5 separate regions of the Homo sapiens genome follow, and regions 2, 3, 4 and 5 are each linked to region 1. Evidence: chromatin loops called from intact Hi-C (ENCODE). Cell type or tissue: IMR-90. All regions are shown on one strand. Region 1 has its middle 25 kb from the start of LSM3. Region 2 overlaps LOC105376959 (a long non-coding RNA gene). Region 3 overlaps SLC6A6 (solute carrier family 6 member 6). Region 4 overlaps FGD5 (FYVE, RhoGEF and PH domain containing 5). Region 5 has its middle 8.4 kb from the start of GRIP2.

Evidence for each region. A loop is a pair of places that touch in the nucleus more often than their neighbours do. Peaks named below come from ENCODE experiments on the same cell type or tissue, not always from the same donor. Only the 100,000 strongest peaks of a DNase experiment are listed, where the experiment ranks them.
Region 2: a loop joins it to region 1, with 7 times the contacts of the local background. A loop is called at or near these places in 17 of 110 quality-filtered maps.
Region 3: it touches region 1 in a loop (7-fold over the local background); 98 of 110 quality-filtered maps call a loop at or near these places.
Region 4: a loop joins it to region 1, with 8 times the contacts of the local background. A loop is called at or near these places in 17 of 110 quality-filtered maps.
Region 5: a loop joins it to region 1, with 12 times the contacts of the local background. A loop is called at or near these places in 24 of 110 quality-filtered maps.

The regions. Positions count from the first base shown.
Region 1 is chr3:14,201,649-14,206,648 of GRCh38, reverse strand. No RefSeq gene overlaps it. Among named protein-coding and RNA genes, the nearest start is that of LSM3, 25 kb to the right of the region's middle. In IMR-90, a CTCF peak has its summit at 3,016 (motif pointing left); DNase peaks (open chromatin) are centred at 1,518 and 2,988; H3K27ac peaks cover 1,727 bases.
Region 2 is chr3:14,391,959-14,396,958 of GRCh38, reverse strand. LOC105376959 (a long non-coding RNA gene) reads left to right here. Exons shown (of 8, transcript XR_007095825.1): 4 at 1-50; 5 at 579-714; 6 at 3,438-3,570. It also overlaps the pseudogene RNA5SP124. Among named protein-coding and RNA genes, the nearest start is that of SLC6A6, 8.1 kb to the left of the region's middle. RefSeq lists an enhancer at 1,909-2,648. In IMR-90, a CTCF peak has its summit at 2,923; no DNase peak of the experiment used is centred here; H3K27ac peaks cover 1,034 bases.
Region 3 is chr3:14,459,910-14,464,909 of GRCh38, reverse strand. The region is part of intron 6 of SLC6A6 (solute carrier family 6 member 6); the gene reads right to left. Among named protein-coding and RNA genes, the nearest start is that of SLC6A6, 60 kb to the right of the region's middle. RefSeq lists enhancers at 3,135-3,184, 2,988-3,509, 3,510-4,031, 4,032-4,553. In IMR-90, a CTCF peak has its summit at 3,001 (motif pointing right); DNase peaks (open chromatin) are centred at 3,009 and 4,029; H3K27ac peaks cover 1,323 bases.
Region 4 is chr3:14,918,499-14,923,498 of GRCh38, reverse strand. It overlaps FGD5 (FYVE, RhoGEF and PH domain containing 5), which reads right to left. Exons shown (of 20, transcript NM_152536.4): 13 at 4,666-4,745; 14 at 1,482-1,581; 15 at 951-1,088; 16 at 324-453. LOC105376963 (a long non-coding RNA gene) reads left to right here. Exons shown (of 4, transcript XR_007095829.1): 2 at 151-1,198; 3 at 2,040-2,190; 4 at 3,016-3,152. Among named protein-coding and RNA genes, the nearest start is that of NR2C2, 27 kb to the left of the region's middle. RefSeq lists enhancers at 159-1,358, 1,874-2,373. In IMR-90, a CTCF peak has its summit at 2,168 (motif pointing right); a DNase peak (open chromatin) is centred at 2,168; H3K27me3 peaks cover 342 bases.
Region 5 is chr3:14,546,291-14,551,290 of GRCh38, reverse strand. It overlaps a transcript of GRIP2 not described here. Among named protein-coding and RNA genes, the nearest start is that of GRIP2, 8.4 kb to the right of the region's middle. RefSeq lists an enhancer at 2,872-3,372. In IMR-90, CTCF peaks have their summits at 1,547 and 2,835 (motif pointing right); no DNase peak of the experiment used is centred here; H3K27me3 peaks cover 1,990 bases.

The sequences.
Region 1 (5,000 bases):
GATGGTAAATTCTGTTATGCATTTTTTACTATAATCAAAAATAAAAATTAAAAAATATATAGTCACAATACTTTTACAAATATCTACTATACTTCACTAACACGAAAGTGACAGAAAAAAAATACGCTGATAGTATAAAGAAGCTAAAATGTAAGTTGATCAATTGATGCACATCATTTACATGTTGAACAATTCTCAAAGATGTCAAGGGGCAGGAATGATCCTTCAAGGAAAAGTAACTTAGACCAAGAGAATTTTAAAGCTTCAGGAAAGGCTGATATTCATCATGTATATGAAGACAAGCCTGCCAAGCACTGAATTCTCCAATTTGTTCATTTTTCCTTGTTCCTCAGGAAAGTCAGCGTGGGTATTTCATTACCATATGGAAAACTATGTTGTGCCATTAAGAATAATAAAGAATTTGGCAGGGCGCGGTGGCTCACGCCTGTAATCCCAGCACTTTGGGAGGCTGAGGTGGGCGGATCACCTGAGGTCAGGAGTTCGAGACCAGCCTGGCCAACATGGAGAAACCCCATCTCTACTAAAAATACAAAAATTGCCAGGCGCGGTGGCTCACGCCTGTAATCCCAGCACTTTGGGAGGCTGAGGTGGGCGGATCACCTGAGGTCAGGAGTTCGAGACCAGCCTGGCCAACATGGAGAAACCCCATCTCTACTAAAAATACAAAAATTGCCAGGCGCGGTGGCTCACGCCTGTAATCCCAGCACTTTGGGAGGCTGAGGCGGGCGGATCACGAGGTCAGGAGTTTGAGACCAGCCTGGCCAGCATGGTGAAACCCCATCTCTACTAAAAATACAAAAAAAAAAAAAATTAGCTGGGCCTGGTGGCACTCACCTGTAGTCCCAGCTACTTGGGAGGCTGAGGCAGGAGAATTGTTTGAACCTGGCAGGCGGAGGTTGCAGTGAGCCAAGATTAGGCCACTGCACTCCAGCCTGGGCGAGAGAGTGAGACTCTGTCTCAAAAAAACAAACAAAAAAAAACCCCAAAAAAACCCCCAAAAAACAAAAATTAGCCGGGTGTGATGGCAGGTGCCTGTAATCTCAGCTACTTGGGAGGCTGAGACAGGAGAACGGCTTGAACCCAGGAGGCGGAGGTTGCAGCAGTGAGCCGAGATTGCGCCATTGCACTCCAGCCTGGGGATATGAGGGAGACTTCATCTCAAAATAATAATAATAATAATAATAATAATAATAATAATAATAAAGAATTTAAGCCAAGCCTTAAAAAAAGAAAGAATGTATAAAACTATGAGCTTGGGAAATGGAAAAAGTTGGGGACAACTATTCACTTTAACAAAATAATTCTTTCTGTGAGGCTTTGCGCCTGGTTTCATCTATGAAATAGTGTTCTTCTAGAGCACAAAAAGCACTCGACACAGTGTTGCAGAAACATGACAAGCCTAGAAGAGGCCGGCTAGAGGCCTTCTGCAATGCCAGGTCCAATGGTGTGATAATAGCTTGGAGATTTTGCTTATCTGCTTTATCTCCCAAAGGGCATTGCACAATATCAGTGTGCTTGGATTGGACAGGATTCCAGTGACACGGTTCATGTTCTATTTTGATTCTGGCAGTTGGTAACCTTTCTTCTAGGAAAGAGGAAATAAAACACCCCATTGGTGATATTCCGTTGTTCTGAGCATACGAGGGTGGTAAGGCTGCCGGGGGCAACTGACCAGAGGCAGGTGTGGTCCCTGGGTCATTTTTAGCCACACTCCCAGGCCCTGATATCTGGCAGGGAGGTCTGTAACCAGCTCTGTCAACCTGCCATGAGGATGACCTGCCCTTTCCCTTGGTTATTCAAGTCCCAGGTTTTTCCTGAGCGGAAGCTGACAGTGATGTCATTTTCTCGTGATATTGGCGGGGTGACCTTGTTCATGGAGCTGGTTTCATCCATTTCTCTTCTACCTTGAAGCTGAACTGAGAAAAACATTGCTGAGAACCACAGAGAGGGAGGGCAGAGGACGCTGCAAAGGGGAGGCTCCCCTGTTCCCTCATCTGATTCCCAAACCCTTATCATGACCAGCTGTTAGCCATCCCAGTTTCTAGCAGAACTCAGCCTGGAAAAGTCATACAGGAAAAACAATGCAAGGAGAGATCGATGAAAAAATTTTTAAAAAATGTTGTAGTAGACTCAGCAAGGCAGAAACTATGGATTCATGAAGAACAGCTTGGATCCTTGTTATAAAGACAGATAAATATTTACAGGTGGTCTTTTCAGAAAGGCATTCAGGAGGAGACAAGAAGCATCTTATTTAGAGCTGCTGGCCCAATTAAGGGAATCAAAGATGTCCTGAGCTCCGACTCCATGGCAGGACCTGAGCTCCATCCTTGATGGACATCTTTTCATCCTCAGCCCTTCTTCCTGAGGTGGGCACTGTCACTATCCCCATTTACAGAGGAGGAAACTAAGGGTCAGAGAGTTGGAGTCTGTTATTCAGCTGGGAAGCAGCAGTGCTAGGGTTCACATGCATGGCTTTTTCACTCCAAATCTGTAGGCTTTTCCTAGCACACACCAATGTCGGCTTTCAGATACTGCTACCAAGAACTCCAAACCTAGGCTCTTTTAATCAATAGCAGAGTGATTGAGTCCTTTTCCTGAAACTCACATTGTTCAAGCTCAAAGGACACTGTATAGATGAGGACTCCAAGGCTAAGAGCAGGAAAAGGGATCTGCTCAACAGGATGGCAGAATCTGGCCTCAGGCCGCAAAGAAAGCTCTGTCCACCCATTATTCAGCCACGTGCACAGAGCCAGCGCAGCAAAACCCATCTCACCTAGAGTGCGGCTTTGTTGGTGATCTCGGTTCAGCAGGATATGGGCACCACGGGAATGGTATTTTCCCTTACAACTTTCTCCCTGGGGCCTACATATTATGTAGCTATTGTAGGGTTGGAGTTCCACAAACTGGATTTCAGAGCTCGCTGGCCAGTATTAGCTCATGTTGATTGCAAAGCAAGGACTGAAGTGGAAAAGCAAAAGAGCACAGCACCACCTGGTGTTGGCAACTAAGACATGCAGGTTCAGGAGTAAAAACAACTCCCTGCATTTCCCTTCGTGTGAGGAATGGAAGCCCAGAATGGGCGAGGAGCTCGCCAAAAGTCACAGAGCACACGGTGATCGAGCTGAGTCTGACGGGTGTGATTTCCAACTCTGTGCTCCTCCCACGAGGCCTGGCCAAGGGAAGGAAAGCACAGTCTTCCCCTTCCTGAATACCAGCTTGAGCAGGGTCCCCATAGCACCCGCGAACTCAGAAGACCCTTTCCTTCGAAAAGGGAAAGGACGGTGAAATGCTGGCCTGTGATCGGAAGGAGGAGACCGTGTAGCTGCAGGAGCAGCACATTGCACGGGTCCAGAGGCTACAGCATGAGCGGCACCACTGGAGCTGGGGCACACAGTGGCCCTTATTTAGGCTTTAGAACTAGATTAGCCTGGACTCGCGGTGGCCTCAGGCAAGTCTATTTCACTGTCTTGGGCTCTTCATCCCCTTCTGTGAAACGAAGGTGCTGAATGACGCCTGGACTTCCGAGGTCTCAGACTTTTGGCTCACTCTTCCCATGCCGACTGGCCTCCCTGCCGACCCTCCACCAGGAAAAGCCTCATCTCAGAGCCTCTGCGCGGCCTCCAGTTTCTGGAAGAATGCTGTTTTGCCAAATCCCCTTGGGGCCTGTTCCCTCCTGCTATTCAGATGTCCGCTCAAATGTTCTCTGCTGAGACAGACCTCGTCTGAGCACTGTTCCCCCTCACCCCCCACAACACCATGTCACCTCCCATCTCCTCACCCATTTCAGGTCCTTCCCAGCTCTTAGCATCGTGCACATAGTTGGTCTTGCTCAGGCCTCTGTGGACAGATCCTGGCACATAGCGGACATCTGAAAATAACTTTCAATGGAACAAATCAAGTTATTTCAAATTCACCATTCTCCTGAAAACTATCTGGGGAGGAAAAGAGCAGGGACAGTTGGAATAAGCTGAAGGAGTGGCCTCCCAGTGCCCCTTCCACCTCTGTGCCTCTGACCCTGGTGTCAGTGATTTGGCAGTAACATCCCAGCACCACCCTAGCCTGCTTCTAGGGCCACTTCCCAGCCCTTACAACTGACCTTAGGACAGAAGCTGTTTGTCTAGCCGGTACGTGACACAGCAGGGACTCGCAGCCAGGTTTCTCTGACCCCGCTGCACTGCTAGACCCTGTATGTTCAGTTTTCCACCTCACTAAGGGTCACTCTGGGGCTCGTGTCAACACTCAGAGCCCAGATCCCTGCAGCATTGCAAGTGGATGGGATGAGCACCAAGAAAACATTCCTCTGGAGTAATCAATATCAGAAACTGCAATGGGGCATGCTGCCTCCACATCCAGGACATTTCTAGAAGCAGCCAAGAAAATAAGAACCTACATGCTCTGGTTTATTAAAATTGGGCAATGAATCTAAAAGGAATTTAAAGCATTTGGCCTTATCTTCCTCATTTCTTGGTATTAGTTTTCTATGTAAATTAATAACTAGTTAGGTATCTAGAGTTGGCAAATACTGACACTTTCAGGTAAATGGTAATGGGGAGGATGGCCACGAGGGTAAAAAACCGGGGAACACTGTCCAATTGTGGGAAGGAAACCACAAGTGTCTGGAAAACAATGTGCAAAGTTCACCTTCTTTCAAACTCCCATTTGAACCTTCCATCCACAGTGCTGATCACAAAGTCCTGTTGCACTAGTCTTCTTGTCATTTAAATATTCATTTAACATTTATTGAAGACAAATTCTTGGCCAGGCCCTCTGCCAGGGGTTGTGAATATGGTCTCTGCCTGTAAGCAGCAATTTGTCTCATGGGGCTTAGTGTTCTTCAGTCCACTCTGTTCAACTACCCTGCCCTCCCCAGAAGCTCTGAGGACCCCCTGATACCTACCCCCAGCTTAACAGCCCTCTTGTGTTGCAGATCTCCTACCTAGACCCCTCAAGAGGACTCGGGCTACCATCAGGCCCAGTCA
Region 2 (5,000 bases), 190 kb before region 1:
AACACCGAGCCCAGTGAGAGAAGCCAGAGCCACAGACCAGATGCCCTGCAGTGGGTCCCTTTACATGGCCTTCAAAGTCAGGCAGAGTGAATTGAGGGCCATGGGAATAGGAGCAGTGGTTGCCTCCAGAGGTGAAGTGGGATGGGGTGAGGTGGTGTGGGGTGGTGTGGGGTGGGTGGGGTATGAGAGAACCTGCGGGATGGGAAGGGGCTCCATCCTTACCTGGGGCAGGTCACTCCAGTGTGTGCTGTCGCGTTTCACTGTAGGAAGTGTAGACCTCAGTAAAAATCCCAAGGAAAACCCCCAGACCCACTCAGGCTTCCTTCCTGCTTTGAACCACCTCATGGCCCCCACCACACTGCCACTAAGCCACACTCCTGGCAGCCTCTGAGATACCCCCTACCTGACCCTCCGCCACTCTCCTCCTCTGCCTCCCTCACTCCCAGCCTCTCTGGCCCCCTGGCTTTCCCTCCAACTCCAGGCTCCCCTCTCTCTGCCTCAGGGCCTTTGCCCCTGTCTTGCTCCCTGCCCCAGGCTCTTCCCCTCAGCCCTTCCCAGGTCTGGCTCCTTCTCCCTAGGCCTCAGCTCCAGTGTCTCATCCCCAGAGACCTTCCCAGACCACCATGTCTCAGACAGCCCCGGCTGCCTCCTGCCTGCCCTGCACCAGCCCTGAGCCATCGCCTCATTTTATTCTCATTCTAACTTGGATAATGGGTGAGTGGACCTTGATCATTTACATATTGACCTGTTTATGTCTGTTTTCACACTAGACTGCCCACTTCATGTGTCCCCAGGGCCTACAGCAGTGGCCAGCCCCATGGCAGATGTCCAACAAATTCTGCTGAATGAACGGAGCTGGAGCTGCCTACAATTTTCCCCCACGCTCCCACCCCCATTCCACAAACTGCAAAACTAACCATTTGTTTAGCTATGGAGAAAGGGGCCAGTCTTTAAGACTGTGCATTCGGCTCCACCCACAAGAGCCCCCTCCCCTCCCCATCTCCCCTGCAGAGACCTGGTTCCAAGCCCTGAGTGGATCCTTAGTGGCTGTGTAACCCAGAGGGACCTCCACCTCCCTCTGCCTCAGTCTCCCCATGGATGGCATGAGGTTAGCCAAGGTGACCTTCCAGCCCTGCTTCAACTGAAAAGTGCATATACTCACGACAGGATGTTGTTAACATACGAATTTGACTCAGCAGGTCTGGGGTGGGGTTGGAGATTCTGAATTTCTTATTTATTTATTATTTTTATTGATTATCATTATTATTATTGAGATGGAGTTTTGCTCTTGTTGCCCAGGCTGGAGTGCAGTGGTGCGATCTCGGCTCACTGCAACCTCCGCCTCCTGGGTTCAAGTGATTCTCCCGCCTCAGCCTCCCGAGTAGCTGGGATTACAGGCATGCGCCACCATGCCCGGCTAATTTTGTGTTTTTAGTAGAGATGGGGTTTCTCCATGTTGGTCAGGCTGCTCTCAAACTTGCGACCTCAGGTGATCTGGCCACCTCAGCCTCCCAAAGTGCTGGGATTACAGGGGCGAGCCACTGCGCCCGGCCTTCTATTTATTATTTATATTTATATTTATTTATTTATTTATTTTTGAGACAGGGTCTTGCTCTGTCACCCAAGCTGGAGTGAAGTGGCACAATCACAGCTCACTGCAGCCTCGACCTTCTAGGCTCAAGCCATTCTCTCACCTCAGCCTCCCAAGTAGCTGGGACTATAGCCATAAGCCACCATGCCCAGCTAATTTTTGTATTTTTTGTAGAGACGAGGGTTTCACCATGTTGCCAAAGCTGGTTTCAAACTCCTGAGCTCAAGCAGTCCACCTGCCTTGGCCTCCCAAAGTGCTGGGATTACAGGTGTGAGCCATCACATCCCACATTTTTATTTTGTTTATTTTTTTATTTTTATTTTTTGAGACAGTCTCGCCTTGTCGCTCAGGTTGGAGTACAATGGTGTGATCTCGGCTCACTGCAACCTCCGCCTCCCAGGTTCAAATGATTCTCCTGCCTCAGCCTCCTGGGTGGCTGGGATTACAGGCGCCTGCCACTACACCTAGCTAATGTTTGTATGTTTAGTAGAGATGGGGTTTCACCATGTTGGCCAGGCTGGTCTCGAACTCCTGACCTTGTGATCCACCCCCCTCGCCTCCCAAAGTGCTGGGATTATAGGTGTGAGCCACTGCGCCCAGCCAAGCCAAAAGCCTACAGCACCCGTTATTCCCAGGTGGTCTCCCATCTAAGTACTAACCAGGCCCAAACCTGCTTAGCTTCACGAGATCAGGCACGTTCCTGGTAGTATGGCCATAGACTGCTTTTTTAACTAGAGACTAGGTGTCTCTATGTTGCCCAGGTTGATCTCAAACTTCTGGGCTCAAGCAATCCTCCAGCCTTAGCCTCCTCAAATGCTGGTATTACAGGTGTGAGCTACTGCGCCAAGATTCTGAATTTCTAACAAGCTTCTGGGAGACACCCCAGGCTGTGGGTCCACAAGCCACAAAAGGAGTCCTGAGAATGCAGGCGAGAGGCTCTCAAAGTCTGGCCCCCAGACTAGCAGCTTCACCTGGGAACTTGTTAGAAAAGCAAAGCACCAGCCCAACCCAGACCTCCTGAATCAGAAACTCTGTGGTGGGACACAGTCCTATCTAACAAGCCCTCCAGGAGCTTCCGAGGCAGCTGGCGTTTCAGAACCACTGCTACAGGAGGTACCAGTTCTCAACCTTGGTGGCCCAAGGAGAAACTGAAAAAAATCTGATGCCTGGGGTCCCACGCTCAGAAATTCTCATTTAAATGGGCATGAGATGGTGGTGGCGGCTGCTGCTTCTTTTTCTTCTCCTTCTCCTTCTTCTTCTTTTCTTCTTTCTCCTTCGTTGTTTAAAATAAAGCTCTCCAGGCAACGTGAATGTCTCATCAGTGCCGGATCCTTGAGCTAGAGGGTGCTGGGCCTCCAAGCATTCCGGTGGCCCAGACATCCCCAGGCAGGCCTGATTCCTCTGCATTCTTGCCCAGGCCTCCCAGTGACTGCCTTCTTATATTTGGTTATTTCTCCCTCCCTCCCCAAACACAACAATTCAAAATATTCTCAGCTCCCAGACCATAAACAAAGCGGGAGAGGAGAGTTCCCTGACTATTTTGTTCCCACTTATGGCCTGATCCAAGGCTGACCTGATTGGGCCCTCGGGACTGGTCATCTGAGCCGGGGTGGGGTGGGCCCCGTTCTCAGGCTGCCCCAGCTCCACTCCTGGATTCCCAGGATCCCTCAGCTCTAGATGACCCCAGGTATTCCCCAAAGCCACTTCCCCAGGGAAACAGAGGTCAGCAAGTGACTTGTCCCATGACACAGCGCAATGCCCAGAAGGTCCCTCTGATCTGTGGTTTCTAGCCTTGGGGGCAGATGTGTGGGATCTGGGATTCAGAGAGATGTGTGTTCAATTCCAGGATCTGCCTCTTACCAACTGTGACCTTAGGCACAGGATCAGCCCCAAATTGAGCCTCATTTTGTCCATCTGTAAAATGAGGATGGCACTAGAGCCCCGTCTAGGGTGAATGTGAAGGTCAGAGCCTGCACAAGGTGAGTGTTCATAATTATCACTGTCATTCTGATGATTTCTGCCAGGATGACAAAACCAGCAAGAATGAGCAAGAAGAGAGGGGCAGGGGGCACAGGAGGTTGTCCATCTGAGTCTCAGGTGCTTGACCTGGGCCCAGGGGCTCATTCTGGAGTATGGGAAGGGAAGAGACAGGTCCAGGTTACCAAAGGGGATCCTAGACAGGCCCTGGGGAAGGAGAGAAGTTAATACCCTTGTTGTGCAAGTGGCACCTCGGGTGGAGGTGACATTTGCCACATGGGAACTTGAACCTGGTCTCTAGAGGCATTATCATCCCTCGTGCTTTGATGCTATTTGTAGCCTTTAAGCCTGTTATTCTACACTTGTGTATTGAAAGGCTCGGGCCCAGCACTTTCCTTATTTGATAAATGTGTTGTCCCCTGTGGGTCAGTGGTCGAGAAAACCACTGGGATGACACCAGGACACCCCTGACACTGGCAGAGTTCTACCCCGAGACAACAAATGCTGCAAATACTGTCTCAGTATTGAAAAGTTATATGTCAGGCTAATACGCTGTTAGGTACAAACCACCCTGCCCTCCCGCCTTGGTGTGCTTATTTTCATGGTGAGCTGGAGGCCAGCTTAGAATGTAAATTCCCAGGCTCCTTGGAGCTGGATCCTGCAAGCGGTGGCTGGGGAGTGCCAGCCCCCATCTGAGGCCCTGGCCTGTGGCCTGCCCCTCACCCCTCCTCTCCTGCCATTCCAAGCTCCGTCCTACCCCTTGAGCAGCTCTGGTCCATGCAGAGGGACAACCCACCTTCCATTCAAGCTCAGCCCCCAAGCACAGCCCACCTTTCCCCCCTAAGCCTGGGTACACACCAGTGTGCCTCTCCGCCCTCAGCTGAATGAATGGGGGAGAGGCCCACGGGCAGGGACTCTGGGGCCTGGGGTACCCAGGGTTCAATTTAGAAGCTAGAGGGCGCTGGCTTATGATGGTCACATCCCCTGGACCCTGTGGAATGTGTATATGACCTTGTGGGAAGGTGTGCAGCCACAGGAGGGCCCCTCTGGGAACCCATAGGCATGGGCTCCTCTGTCTGGGGCCTAAGGGTAGTCCTAGTGCCTCCCACACAGCACCAATGCAGAGCCGAATGCAGGAAAGGGCTGGTCATGGAAAGACATACAATTTGTGTTATTATTATTATTTTATTTATTTATTTATTTATTTTGAGACAGAGTTTTGCTCTTGTTGCCCAGCCTGGAGTGCAATGGTGCGATCTTGGCTCACCGCAACCTCCGCCTCCCAGGTTCAAGTGATTTTCCTGCCTCAGCCTCCCAAGTAGCTGGGGTTACAGGTGTGCACCACCATGCCCGGCTAATTTTGTATTTGTGGTAGAGACTGGGTTTCACCGTGTTGATCAGGCTGGTTTTGAACTCCTGACCTCAAGTGATC
Region 3 (5,000 bases), 260 kb before region 1:
CTTCGACATGCAGAAAGTTCATGGTGGCCACCTTGAAACATTGAGACTGGTTGGCAGAGCCCTGGGCCGCATCTGGGGATCAGGGGACCTTGGAGGAACCACTGCACAGTCAATGCACCCATTTTACAGGAGAGGAAACTGAGATGAAGAGAACAGGACAAATGTGCCCATGGAGTTGGGGGTGCAGTGCCAGGGCACTGCTGGGGCCCAAGTATGTAACAGACACTGACCAATAGTGACAGAGCCCCAAACCTCACCTAGCTGGCACCACGACCCTCGACAGAGCAAATTCTTGTGGCCATGATCCCTTTGAGTAGAAACAATGAGAAAGGGGCTTTGGAAAAGGGCAAAAAGGAAGCTTTCAGGGCCTGCTTAGCTCAGCTGCCCTCAGCCCAACAACCCCTAGGCAGCGTTTATTGAGCACTTACTGTGTGCCTAGCACTGTTCCAAATGCTGTGACGTCTATTTTCACTGGCCCGTGCCCTAACCCTCTGAGGTAAGTTGTATTACTATCTCCATTTTGCAACAATAAAACTGAGGCCCAGAGAGAGTCCATCACTTGCCCAGGGTCACGTGGGCTTAAGCAACAGAATGGGGACCTGCCCCACAGCCCACACATAGCAGACCAGCAAAAAGCCTCCCACAACTGGCAGTTTACTGATTCTCCCCAAGACCAGAGGGCAGCCAGTAGGGAGGCCCTCAGGTCTGAAGCCAAGCTTAGAGGCTGGCTTGCCATGAGACCTCCAGGAAGCCGCTGTCCGCTCTAGACTGTTTCCCCACCAGGAAGTAAAGGGCTGGGACCGTAGGAGCTCTGAGGTTGCCTCCCACTCTGCCACTCTAGGTCGAGGGGTAGAGAGGCTGTGGGTCAGCTGGGGAGCCACCTCTACCAGGGGTTGCACGCTGCCTCTGCCACCCCTTGCTGGTGACCTGGGCCTCAGCTTCCCCATCTGTCCACTGAGGATAAGGGAACGCTGACCTTGCTCGATGGCCCCTGGCCTGCGGTGAGCATTCAAGAAGCCTCTTTGGCCGGCACTGTCAGGATGGCTCTCCGACACTGACAGGCTGGGCCCTACTGCTGCCTCTGCCCCCGGGCGTCCTTTGTTCCTCCAGGCCTCAGTTTCTCCAGCCACCGTCATCTCTTCTCCTTGAGGCCAGGAGCCTACATGATTTCCCGAGGATGGGAAGGCAGACGTGGAGGGCGGGGGCACATCAGGAAGCCACAGAAGGGGGGAAAGAAGTGAAAAAAGAAAACCAACCTGCCTCTCCCTTCCTGAGGACAGGCGGACAGGCGGCCAGGCGCCCCGACCAGTTCCCACCTCTGGGGCCCTTTGTGGGCCACACCCGGGCTGGCGAACAATAGCTGCTGACAGCAGCCCCGCAGGGGTCTCCAGAGGGCGGCCACTTCAAAGCCAGCCAGGCCTCCACTGGGCCAAGCAACCCAGTGGTCTGTGACCAGAGGGCTTTGTGTCAGGGACAGGGGTGTGGAGGTGGCTTTCTTTGTTTTCACGTAGTTAGTTTATTTAACAAGCACTTATGCAGTGCGGATTTTGTGCGGGGCACTCAGCTAAGGGCTTCGTGAGTTTTAACTCATTTAATCCTCAGACAACTGAGAAGAGCCAGGCATCAGCCTCACCTGCATTTTCTAGATGAGGAGACTGCCCAGAGAGGTGGGGGCACCTGCCTGCAATCACAGTTACTGGTGGTGGATGCGGGATGGATCCAGGCCAGCTGGTGTCAGGTCCCCACACCTTTGGGATGTGTGTCATTGTTCCTCCCCAAATCCTGGTCACGCCACCTCAGCCGTGTGAAGGGAAAATAAAATCTCAGGACCCCAAACTCACTATGCAGAAGGAAAAAGTTAAGCTTGGGAAGTGAGTCACACACACGCACAAAACCGGCCTGCTTTCTGTTCTTCAGCAGAGAGTTGTGAGATACAGGCCACGTATCTCCCCAGGCGGCCTCCCTCACCCTGACAATGTAAACTCACAGCTCATCTTCACAGGTGCCGGACAAAGAGACAAGAAATGAGCCATCCACCCACACATCTAGGCATGTGTCTCCTTCCTCCACCGTGTGTACACACCCTACCCTATGGAAAATGTGTGTGTTCTCTACCCTATGGAAAATGCAGATTTGCTGAGAGACATCGTGCATAATTACCTGAATTACCTGTTCCTCTGTCCCTTCCTGCTGTTTCCCCTTACATTTTTTTTTTAAGACACGGTCTCTGTCGCCCATGCTAGAGTGCAATGGCGCAATCAAAGCTCACTGCAGTCTCAACTTCCCGGGCCTAAGAGATCCTCCTACCTCAGCCTCCTGAGTAGCTGGGACTACAGGTACGCGCCACGATGCCCAGCTAATTTTTGTATTTTTTAGTAGAAACAGGGTTTTGCCATGTTGACCAGGTTGGTCTCGGACTCCTGAACTTAAGCAATCTGCCCTCCTCGGCTCCCCCAAGTGCTGGGATTACAGGTGTGAGCTACTGTGCTGGGCCTCCCCTTTAGTGTACTGAGGTTCTCAAAACTCTCTTTGGAAAAAGTGCAGGCCACAGATCCTACTGTGGCTCAGTCTCTTTCCTGAGCACATCTTCAACCTTGGCAAAATAAACCTCTAAGCTCATCGAGCCCCCTGTCTCAGATGGGTTTTGGTTTACAGTAGCAGGTTTGAAAGCCACCCTTGCTTTGCAGAATCTGCTGCTCCGAGGACAAGCCCCTGAGAGCCATGCTTTCAACTTTTCTGTGGCTCCCCCGGGATCCCCAAGGGACAGGCTGGTGCTAGCTGCTGCCAGGGGCCTCTGGTGGTGGCCCAGCAGGCCTTGCTGTGGGACGTGGTATTTTTCCACTCTTGCTGGTGAACCTCCGTGGCTCCTCTGAGCCCTAGACCCAAAAGCCCTGTGGCCCAACTGTCCAGGAAACTCACAAGGACAACTTTTCTCCATCCCCTCTGGGCAGTAGAAAAGAGGGTGGCTGAGCAGCAGGGGGAGCCGGGCATCCTTTGGGAGGTAAGTGTCTGGGCAGCAGCAGCAGCAGGGGGAGCCAGGCATCCTTTGGGAGGTAAGGGCCTGGGCAGCAGGGCTCGCCATTGATCCCAGAGATCCTAGGCAGGCCCTAAGGATCCTCAGCGCCCTGGCTGTTGGTGAGGGGCTTCACTAACTCATTTCACATAAGGGGAAGGTGAGGCTGAGAAAGTGAAAGGGCCTTGTTCAAAGTCATGCAGTCTGGGGGATCCAGAGCTAAAAGGACCTGGCTCTGACTACCCCCTGCTTTGTTTTTAACCAGGCAAAAAGAGCTGCTCCGGAGGCCAACAGCGAAGAGCCCCAGCCTCAGTGAATGTCCATGCTCACTCCGGGGCCTCCTCCCCTGTGCGTCTGCAGGGCTTGCACTTCCTGTGTGAGTGTCTGGATCTCTGCCCCCTTCCCAGACCCCACTCTGTGACAGCAGGGACATGCCTGCCACACGCCCTACTTACTGCATCCTCAGGCTGGCACGGGGGTGGGCACAAGAGGCGGAAGAGTGTGGGGCACCCAGGTCGGGAGTGGGGCCGCCTGGGTCCAAATCCCAGCACAGCCACTGACAAGCTGTGGGATGCTGGGCAAGGTAATGAGCCTCCTTGAACCTGAATTTCCCCATCTGTAAAATGGGACTAATAACTGCACATACTCCAAACCATGAGGAGGATTCAATGAGCTACCTAGCAGCACTGAGAATGCTGCCCGGCACTCACAGGCTACTGCGCTTTCGCCACCGTTATCACTATTTGTTGAATGGATTAATGGCAGCCTAGTTTCAACTTCCTGGAATAGTGAAAATTACAAAAAAGGAAACTGCAACCTAGAGAGGCAAAGTGACTTGAACTCAGATCCTGAGCCTCTCAGGCTGGGGCTCTCCCTCCATTACCCTCCAACTCCTCCTTGCTGGACTAGACACGAGAGCAGGGCCTTGGCAGGATGAGGTCCATCTGCTGCCTGTGGGCCCAGCCCCCACGTCAGCCACAAACCTGGTCTGTGGCCAGGGCTGGAAGCCATGGCCAGCGAGCAGGCAGCCTCTCAGCCATGGGGCTTGAGGAAGTTCACAGAGCCTGACTGTGTTTGTCTTGGCTTCTCTGGCCTGGCCCAGGCTCTGCTATTGTTCTGGGAATCACGCCCACCCCTGGGAGGCCTACAGCCACCCCACGAAGGAGGTTGTTGCTAAGGGTGAGAAGGGAGGACCCGTGGAAGATCACGTCTTTGCTCGGCCACAGCTGCAGCCTGGCACCCTCTCTCTGGCTTTGACACTATTCTCCTGTATTCTGCATTATGTCTCAAAAGTTGCTCACTGTCCCTGGCGGACATCAGCCTCCTCCATCAGACTGGGTGCTCCCCAAGGGTCTGGGTCAAACACACCTCAGGGCCTTTGCACAGGCTGTCACTTCTACCTGGAGATTTTCCCCTCCACATACTCACCTGGCTCAGCCCTTCACTTCCTTCACATCTTTGCCTAGAGTCACCTTCTTGGTAGGTCTTGCCTGGCCACCCTATTCAAAATTGCTCCCAACACTCCCCATTCTCCTTCTCTGCTTGACTTTTTCCCATAGCTCGCATCCCCATTTGACTCCTATATATTTTTCCCATTCGTTTTGTTACAACCTGACTCTTCCTGCCAGGCCATCAGCTCCTGGAGCACAGGAATTTTTGTCTGTTTTGTGAACCACTGCATGTCCCCCAGCCCTGTTTCTACAAAGCACCTGGCACACGGTAGAGGCTCAAAAAATACTAGTGCGTAAGTAAGTGATGATGTCTCTAGCACTGCTCAGGACCAGTGCTCCACAGAAACTTTCTCACTTCTGTGTGGGGAAACTGAGGCAGAGTGAAGAAGGGCATGGTGGCATGTGCCTGTGGTCTCAGCTACTCAGGAGGCTGAGGTGGGAGGATGGTTTGAGGATGGCTTGAGCCCAGAAAGTGAGCTGAGATCAAGCCACTGCATTTCAGCCTGGGCAACAGAGCCAGACCCCACCTCAAATTA
Region 4 (5,000 bases), 720 kb before region 1:
AGGCACAGGCCTATAGGATACTTGACAAGAGGGCCTCTATGGTAAAGGACACAGGAGCTCCCTGCCTCTGTCCCCTTACACACACACTGATTCCTAAGCTTAGCTACCCACAGAGCTCTTCTTCTGGGGACACCGATCAATTTTCCACAGAATCCACATATTGGAAAATGGTGCCCGAACCTCTGTTTCCTCCCTCCATGGAGTGAATAACTCCCTCCAGGGAAAGCGGTTTCAGGCATGAACCATGGACCACAGAGAAGCCACTGGAGCCTGGGGAGAAGCCACCAGGCCACTTGGAAGAAGGCAAGTGGTCCCCAGGTTACCTCTCATCAGGCCCGGGACAGCCCTGCCCCGCTTCTTCAGCTCCCCGAAGCAGCCGTCGCAGACCTTGGCCATCCTGTCCTTCAGGTACTTCAGCGGGTACTTGTTCCGCGAACAGTTCCGGCACACGATCTGCAGGCCCAGGTGGGAAGATTCTCACCCCTCTCAGTGCATGCAAAGGAGACCTGCACCCCTCCCCTCCGCTCCCTCTGCTAATCCACCCACAACTGCCCCTAGGGAGCCCCAGGTTCTGATCATGGAGCTGTGCGTGTCCCCTACTTTTCCGGCAAGGCTTCATCTTGTTTCTGAGCCAGCGCCTATCTGCTTTTCTGATGAGCCCGCGCCCTTAACCACTACATGATACTTTTTTCTCCAAGCACAATAGCCACGTATGCTACGGTTTTCTGTTGAAAACGTGGTGGTGTGGAAGAGGCCTGGGACTTGGAGCTCTGGTTTGATGATCTATAAAATGGGAATTAGCAATCTGTTCCTCTCGGGTTGGTGTGAACATGCCTCACTCTGGGGCTTACAGTAGCTGCTGGACATCCCTGAGCCCCCGGCTGGGCAGGGACATGCCCTTCCCCCACCCCACCCCCATGCACACACTCACCCCAGATGCAGCGACTCACCTTGCCACAGGCGTGACAGTGATGACGCCGCAGGGTGAGGGAGAAGTCGCAGCCGCAGTTCATGCACATCATGACGTGTGTGACAGGCACCAGGGTGGGGGGCCTCTCCCCAAGGCTAACCCCCAGCCTCTCTCGTATCTGCAGCAACAGAATTGGCTGAGTAATGTGGAATGTGGCCAGGAGACCAGCCAGATGCAGAGCCCAGTGAGCCCTGCCCTGCGTCTCTGTGCAGGGTGTGTGATGTGTGGGTGAGTGGGTCTGATGTGAAAGGCCTCTCCTGCACCCTCCAGGATGCTCACCCTTGGTTGGGAAACAGCCAGACTGTGAGAACAAGACTGTGGGTGCTGGGCTCCTAGGTTACACGGAGGCCGCCCCTGACTAGGGTGGGAGCATGGCAGGGGTGTGGGGGGAGCCAGTGCCCCAAGACAGGAGCTACACGTCCATCTGGGTGTGAGTGGCAACAGCAATGCCCGCCCAGGGAACCCCAGGTCTCTGAAGCTGGTGGCCCGTGGGCCCTGCCCACCCACTCACCTCCACGCTATGGTGGAATGCAGCCAGCGCCTGGGCCTTGTAGTCCTCAGGGAGGGCTCTGCTCAGACAGCCATACCACTCGTCCCTCTCTGCACAGGAGCTGCGGGCATGGGCTGGAGTGAGCAAAGGCAGGAGCAGCTCTGCCTCCCACCCTCCATCTCGGCATGGATGAGGTTCTCACTCAGATGCCCCTTGAGCCTGCACCTCTCACACTGCCCAGAACCACCAGCAAAGAAGAGATCACCTGCCAGACTAGGTTTACGAGCAGACCACTGGTCCATTAGCTGTCCTTGGGTCTGTTTCTTCTTACACTGGAATAATGATATTCCCCTAACTCCCAGGGCTGCTGTGGGGATGAAGGGAGATGTGGGACGTGGAACCACATTGTCAACATTGTGCAAAAGCAAGAGACATTAGGAAGGCCCAGAGGGTCCCACACTTCAGGAGAAACGGGCTGGCAGGGGACAGAGGGCTGGGTACCTGTGGAGGATGAGGGGTAGGTGGGAGCTGGCAAAGGTAAACATCTGTGTCTCCCACCTTCCTCATCTCCCCACATAGCTTCCCAGACAGTCATCCAACAGGCACTTTCCAAGTCCCTGCTCTGCACCAGGGAGGGCTTCCTGAGTGGCAAGAGCTACGCCTGGGCTGGGTGCCAGCTAGCTGGGTGAAGTTCTCACAGTGTCCACTAGATGCCGCGCCTACACCACAGGTAAGTGTGCAGCCTGCCCCGGAAAGCAAGCATAAGGGCCCGCTGGCCTGGGCGGGAGCAGTGCTGCAGGGCAGAGGCTGAATCAGCATTGTGGGCAGCAAGACACCATGTCCCTAAAATGTGATGAATGGGTCCTGCGGTCCCCTGGGAGCTTCAAGTGTGAAGGGTCTGGACTAGCAGGAAGGTGACTGGCATGCTAAAGGCCACTGTCCTTGCCCTGGGAGATGGGCAGCCCCACCTGAAGGCCCACGTGTGGATCGTCACCACCCTCAAGTCATGGCCGGACTAACAGAAACTATTTGCTGGCAGCCTCCTGCCCTTGATTTTATCACAAGGAGAGGTGAGGCCACGACCCCCACCCAGGCATCACCTCCTCCAGGAAGCATTCCCTCACTCCTCCAGATGGGGCAGTCCCTCCTTTGGGTTTCCAAGCCCTTTTCTACTCCCTCATGCAGTAGACTGTAACAGATAAGAGCTCTGGTCCACACAGTCCTGGGTTCAAACTCCAGTTCCACCTCACCTGGCTGTGTGACCCTTTTGCAAGCCTCAACTCCCTATGCATGGAAGGAGCCGCAAACCCCAGCTCTAAGGGTGGTGATGAGGATCACGGCGGCGTCTGGGGCCTGACAGGTGTCCAATGCCTGTTACTGCTGTCATTACCACTATTAATTGTTACAGCAGTTACTGCCCTGCATCTGAAGCAGTTTACAACTCTCCTACCTGTAATGTGGGCTCCTGGAGAGCACAACAACGGCTAAATTGTTGCCAGACCTGGCACTGAGGTGTGGCTAATAAATGCTTAAATTTTTTTTTTTTTTGAGACAGGGTCTCACTATGTTGCCCAGGCTGGTCCCAAACTCCTGGCCTCAAGTAATCCTTCAGCCTCAGCCTCCCAGATTGATGGAATTACAGGTATAAGCCACCATGCCCCACCTAATAAATGATTTTAATGAGAAAATGCATCTATGAGAGTGCATGTGCATGAGTGCATTTAGATCCCATTTCACACTCAGAACCGCCCAATGCAGGATAAACCCCCATGTGATAGGCACTGCTGCCATCCCATCTCATGTGCTTGCTGAGAGTAGACACCCAAGCCCCAGAAGCCTTGCTGACCCCTGCCATGCACGTCCCTGGCTGAAGAGCTACTCTTGGCTGGAGGCATACCTCCCTGGTTTCCAAGCCCCCGAGAGCTTGAGCTTACCTTGCCCTGAAAGAAGGAAAAGGGGATGCTCTTTAAGGTCATGGTCTGAAGCCAGAGATGAGGATCCCAGGCAACCCGAGGGCCTGGAGAAAATGCAGACCTTTCTGATAGAAATGCCATGCCCCACTGTGGTCTAAATGTTTGTGTCCCCCCAAATTCAAATGCAGAAATCCTCTTCCCAAAGGTGCTGGTGTTGGGAGGCAGGGCCTTTGGGAGGTGATGAGGCCATGGGTGTGGAGCCCTCACGAATGAGATTAGTGCCCTTATACAAGAGGCCCCAGAGAGACCCTTGCTCCTCCCACCACATGAGGTGGCATTGTCTATGTGAGAAGGCACCGTCTTTGAACCAGGAAGCAGAACCTCACCAGACACCGAATCAGTCAGTGCCTTGACCTTGGACTTCCTGACCTGCAGCCTGTGGGAAATTTCTGTTGTTTATAAGTCACTCAGTTTATGGTATTTTTGTTTTTGTTTTTGTTTTTGTTTTGAGACGGAGTCTTGCTCTGTAGCCCAGGCTGGAGTGCAGTGGTGCAATCTCGGCTCACTGCAAGCTCCACCTCCCCGGTTCACGCCATTCTCCTGCCTCAGCCTCCCGAGTAGCTGCGACTACAGGTGCCTGCCACCACGCCCGGCTAATTTTTTGTATTTTTAGTAGAGACGGGGTTTCACTGTGTTAGCCAGGATGGCCTCGATCTTGTGACCTTGTGATCCATCCGCCTCGGCCTCCCAAAGGGCTGGGATTACAGGCGTGAGCCACCGCGCCCGGCCTGGTATTTTTGTTATAGTGGCCTGAATGGACTAAGACACCACACAGACAGGGCAACATAAGTGATGAACGCTCACTTATTATTTTTTTTCTCTCATCTTCTAGACAGGAACGCAAAAAGGCAGGCCACTTTATGAACAGCAGCACACAATACATTTTTTACTGGCCTTAACTTTTCGTGTTGCTGTAGAGACCCAATCATCCATAAAGAGCTCCACAAACATGAGACATTGCTATTGCCATATTTAAGCCATGGGCTCTAGAAACCCCTGAAGTTATATATAAAATTTTATGAGTGTGTACATTTTTTGGGGGGAGAAAAGTTTTTATCAAATTCCCCAAAAGGTTAAGAAACACTGAAAAGAAAAAAAGTCCTTTGACCCAGAAGGATACTTTGACCCAGAAGGATACCAAAATAAAAACAGCACATCCTTATCTGTTGTTCTGAACCTTCCCATGCTCACACCTCTGCCTTGTGCGCCATCCTCCCTCCACCTGCCCGTACCTCGCAGACAGCATCAGGCAGGACTCGGAAGTCTCAATCTTTAGAGCGTAGGGCACTTTCTCCATCACAGGGCGGCTGACCTGGAAAACCAACAGCAGCCTCCTTCAGGGTGGGGCAGGGAGGGGCAAGTGTAGACCGGCTTCTCCTGGCAGCAGATGAACAGAGGGACCATGTCCACCTACTGCCGTTCTCTAGCCTCAGGGCATACCTTTCTGTGATGGTAGGTGCTGTGGAAGGTGCCTGGCTGCCAGCTCCATCATTCTTGGCCACTCACCCACCGCTGGGAAGGCTGCAGAGCGTCATGCTCAGGGCCCAGCCCGGGCAACCCCAGGTGC
Region 5 (5,000 bases), 340 kb before region 1:
GTCTGTCGGCTTGAATGTTCAGTCCAGCAGGACCATCTGCCTGTCTTAATTGTCCAGATCGTTGTGAAGGCTCCCAGCCCTGTCTCCCCACCCACTGGGGAGATAGTCAGATGGAGCGGAAAGCACCTCCATCAGCCAAGGGACTCAGGCTGACCGCAACTCTTCATGGGTCCTTGGCAGGTCCGTGTTCCTCCTGGCCTCAGCGTCCCTTCTGGGCCCCCAGCCCTGCTCTCCCGGGCCTGGAAGCCTTGCTGCCTCCCCCCTCCCGCTCACTCACTCCCCTTGGGCCAACCTTGGCTCTCTGGTTCCCACATTTTGCTATCTTGGCCGAGGTGATGGTGACTCATAAGCAGATGTGGTGGGCAGGTGGGCAGGCGAAGCGGGGCACATGGCCAGCAGCCACTAGCAGCCCATAATTAGGGGTGCTGGGGTCCCTGTAGGATGACCTTGGGCAAGATCCTTGCTCCTCGCTGTGTCTCAGTGCCCATGCGCAGAGTGGGTTTGTTGAGGAAGGTTTGTTTGGGGTTTGTAAGCAGCCGAGGGTCATTTGGAATTCAAGCTGGGGATGGAGGTGAAGGGGTTCCAGGGTGGCTGAGGCCAGAGCTGAAGCAGCCCCTAAAGACCGCAAGCCCTACTCCTCCCGCAGCCCCACATATACTCCCATTTTATGCATGAGGAGATTGAGGCCGGTTTTGCCCAAGGTCATCCAGCCAGTCAGAGGTGGAGGTAGATCTAGGAGTTGAACTCAGGGCCCCTCTGAGGCACCAGCGGTGCCGCTGCGGGGAGGGTGGCATACTAGAATGTTCCTCACACTTCATTACCATGCTGGTGTCTTCTTCTAGGGGTAGATGGGCAAGGAAGAGAGTGGGATGGCCAGCAGTGAGTTGACACAGTGGGACTGAGAGGTGCCGAGGGCTTGGAGCCCTAGATGAGGCCCCAGCCAGCCGGAGGGCTTCCTGGGGGCAGCAGTCTTGAAGGGCTTGTAGGACTTGGCCTGGCAGACAGGGATTAGGAAGAGGGCATTCCTGGAGGATGGTGATAAAAAGGCTCAGAGGTGGGAATTGGCTCTGCTACTTGGTGCTGGGAATGGGAGGCGGGGAGGCTGGAGAGGGCTGGTCAGTTTGGGGCGCAGGGGGCTCAGCTGCCAGGCAGCAGGCACTGGCCTGGAAATCCCAGGGTCAAGCCCTGTCCTCAAACATGTGGTCGTTGCCAGGGCCCACCCCCAAACCCTGCAGGGCTCCCACCCCCATACCTCTGCTGATCTTTCTGGCATATTCTCAGCTGGGTGGCCTGGGGTCCTTGGATGGTCCTTCCCATGTTCTCACCCTGCCTGAGGGTCCACCGTGGGTCCACAGCTCCAGGGTTCTCTTTCAATATTCAAGTCTACCATGAGGACACAGAATCTGGTGATCACCACGTCCACCAAGCCCTTTTGAGAATGTGTGTGAATTGAACTGTGATTTAAGGCTTTGGAGCCAGAGAACTGAGCTGTCTCTGGGCTCCAGTTTCCTCGTCTGTAAAATGAAACGATTGATGATCCCAGCCTCATGGGACTGAAGTAAATGCCCCTAGAGGTGAGAAGTAGTATGAAATCTGTAGAGTGCCAGCTGGGGGCCAGCCGGGATTGTCATTATTAGAGGCTTATGTTCCCATTTTCTCTGAGCCTCAGTTTCCCCACTTGGGCGTAGAGGATGTCTGTCCAGCATGGTCAGATGTTGTGGCATCTGGGAAGATGGTTTGTTCTTCCTGGTTGGGGAACCCTCCAGGAAGTGGCCCCAGAATAACGGGGTGAATGGCCACCACCGTGTTCAGCCACACACTGGGTCTCCACTGAAGCCGCATCCAGACTGAGCTGTGGCCTCTCCTGCCAGGGCTCAGAGGCCATGGTGTGGGACTAGGGGGAGCCATAGGGAGGCAGGCTGCAGCTGGGATAACAGACTGACTGTCACCCCTTACAACTGTTCAGGAATAGGGTGGGCTGCTCAGAGGTGGTGAGCTCCCATTTATGGAGGTGTACAAGCTGTACTAGACAGCAGAGAGGATTCCTGCATTGAACTACAGTGTTAGAAGGGATGAATTGTTGATTTCTTTCCAATATGGCAATTCAGAGATTATGTACATTCATCATATATTTCTCATTCATTCATTCTGCAAACACTTGTGTAGCACTTACTGTGTGCACAACGCTGCCCTGGGCATGGGGTTGAAATCAGTGAGCAAGACAGTTGTGGATCTCCCATTTAGTGGAAAAGAACAGGTGGAGGAAGGGCTGAGAGGAAAGGCATTGGAGGAAAGGCTGAGGGAGGTAAAGGAGACACACCCCACATGGCCAGGGTGGGCCTCTGGGTGGAGGGTATTAGACTGGACTGTAAGGATGAAAGTGAGGAAGAACATTCCAGGCAAAGGGAAGAGTCTGTGCAAAGGGCTCAAGGAGGGAGCACCTGGTTCTCATGGTCTGGCCCTCTGCCCATCCTAGTTGGGCTGTCTTACCAAAGCCCCTTCCCCTCTCTCGACCTCAGTTTCGCACTGTAGCATGGGAACTGCAATGTCTATCCCATAGGATTCTTGAAAGATTCCATGAGACAGTGTACATAAAGTGCTGTGTACCCAGTAGGTGCTCAGCAAATGCTGGCCCTTTCCTTCTCTCTAAGGCGTTTGCGTTTGGACGGAGGGTCATGCTTGATCCATGGGTGGGTGGTGGGACTCTGGGCACAGTGTTAGCCACAGGCTGACGCTGGCACCAAAGCCGGTCACAGGCACGGGATGACAGCTGTGCCCACCCCTCCCAAAGCCTGATCCACTACCCTCATGCCTTGATTACCAGCCACAAGGGGGAGTCGCTGCATCAACTCCAGTGTGCGGAGGTCCGTGCACTGCTTCTGACGGCTTGGCCTGTGTACAGCTGCACAAGCTCTCTGTGTCTTCACCGGAGGGGCCTCCGGAGAGCCTGATCCTTCCTAAATGTCATCCACATGGCCGGTCACAGTGCCGGGAATGCCCCGATTCGGTGACCTCTCTTCTCCGCAGAACTGTGTCTGCGGAACCCGGCCCTGCGTGCCTAGCCAGCCCACCTGCTCTTTAGGGCCCCTTTTGGTGGTGCCTTTCCTTCCCACTTCCCACCCTCTGCCCAGGCTGTGCCCTCTCCCTGGAAATCCCTGCCTACCTCACCTTTGAGTGTTGAGTTTCTTTGTCCCTCAAGGCGTGGCTCAGACACTGCCTCCACCCGGCAGCTTTCCTGGACTCCTCCTCTGACCATCCCTGACTCTGTGGCCACCTTTGTTCTGGGTGGTTTTGTGGCAGATCCTCTTTGGATGTAGTCCCTTTTATAAGAGATACTGACATTTCAACATGTGTAATGTTCTTGGCCCCCAGTAGGCCCTGTGTGAGCAGTGACTGGACTTTGAACTTGGGTTTCTTGACAACATTCTCTAGGACAGGGCAGGGAGGGGCCACTGCATCCTGAGATTGGATGCTTAATGCTGCTTTTTCCTGGAGCTGAGCCCCAATAGCTTTGTCCATTTATTTCCATGTTTTGCTTTTTGTTAGGAAGGCAGAGAGAGGGCTGGTGGACAGTCAGAGCAGCCCCTGAGGGGAGGAGGATGGGGAGGGTGGACAGACAGCAAGGCCTGACCCCTCACCCAGGAGCGCTCTGAGCACCCATTCAAGTCAGTTTTCTAAGACACTTAGCTGACCCTATCCCTCTCTCCCTCCAAACTCTTCCAGCAGCATCCTCAGGAGAGAGTTCCAACTTCTAACATGCCATTTGAGGCACCTATTTATTTTTAATTTTTGAACTCCAAGTTCCAAAGCTTGAGCTAAATTTCTCAGTTCAAAGCACACATGGTTCTGGGCCATCCCAGCGCCAGATCTGGCTCTGTATAATCTTATTTCTTCTCCTTCATGCCCTATCCCCACCCCAAATTCCTTCCCTCTAAACTTGCACTTGAAATAGGTGAAACAGGTCTTTCCGTCTGTGTGTGCCCTTGCAGCATAGATAGTGCTTTATGTGTCTGCTTTCGATACATAATGACACCACATTTCAATACATAAATGATACCACGGGGTAGATCTCATTCTGTCTCTCTTCTTTCCTTCCTTTCCATCTTTCCTCCCTCCCTTTCTCCCCTCCTTTCTTTCTTTAATGTGACACTAGGTTTTCTAAGATCTGTTCATGTGGCTGCACTTCTAACTGCTGTGTCACACAACACGGTGTGCAGTCACCACGTTACCTGTCCCCTACCCTAGGATGGAGTCCCAGGTCACCTTTACCAACATTCTCAAGAGTTCATGCCCCTTAGGGACCTGGGTAGGGGGTGGAATTACTCTGCAATAACTTCCAGGAGTGAGGGTACTGGGACACAGGTGGCCAGACATGGAATTTCTCCTAACACCACCAGGTGCTGCCACTGTGGCTGCCTCAGTTTACCCCCCACCAGCTGTGCTGTGACTTTCCATCTCCATCTCCCCACATCTTCACCGGCTCTTGGTTTTGTCTGCATTTCCAGCATTTGCCATTTTGAGGAGAGTCAAGTGGGAGCTCGCTGTTTCTGTTTTCACTTCTCTGGTGACAGTTAGTTGGGACACCTCTGCATGAACTTGGGGTCATTTGCCCTCCACGCCCTGTGCCTCGCCTGTTTATAGCTGGTGCCCATTTTTCTTTTTCTTCCTGTTTTGCATCAAGATACATCCTGACTCCATGCTTTCTGACCTCTCCCACTGGCAATTCCTCAAACGTGCCCTATTGGCTGTCATTAGAGGAGCTTTGATGCTCAACTGAAGGGGAAAATGAGGCTCAGAGCAGAAGGGACCTGGATTCCAGATCTCCCGCCTCTCAAGTGCCTGGCCCATTTCCTCCCTCAGACCCCTCACCCCCGTGCCATCCTGACCCTTGCAGCCCACTCCCGGTAGTTGCCATTGCAAAATAGAAGTTAGGTCACAGCACGACCCTGCTAAAAACCCTCCCCTCACACTCAACAGAATCCCAACTCCTCTCCCTGGCC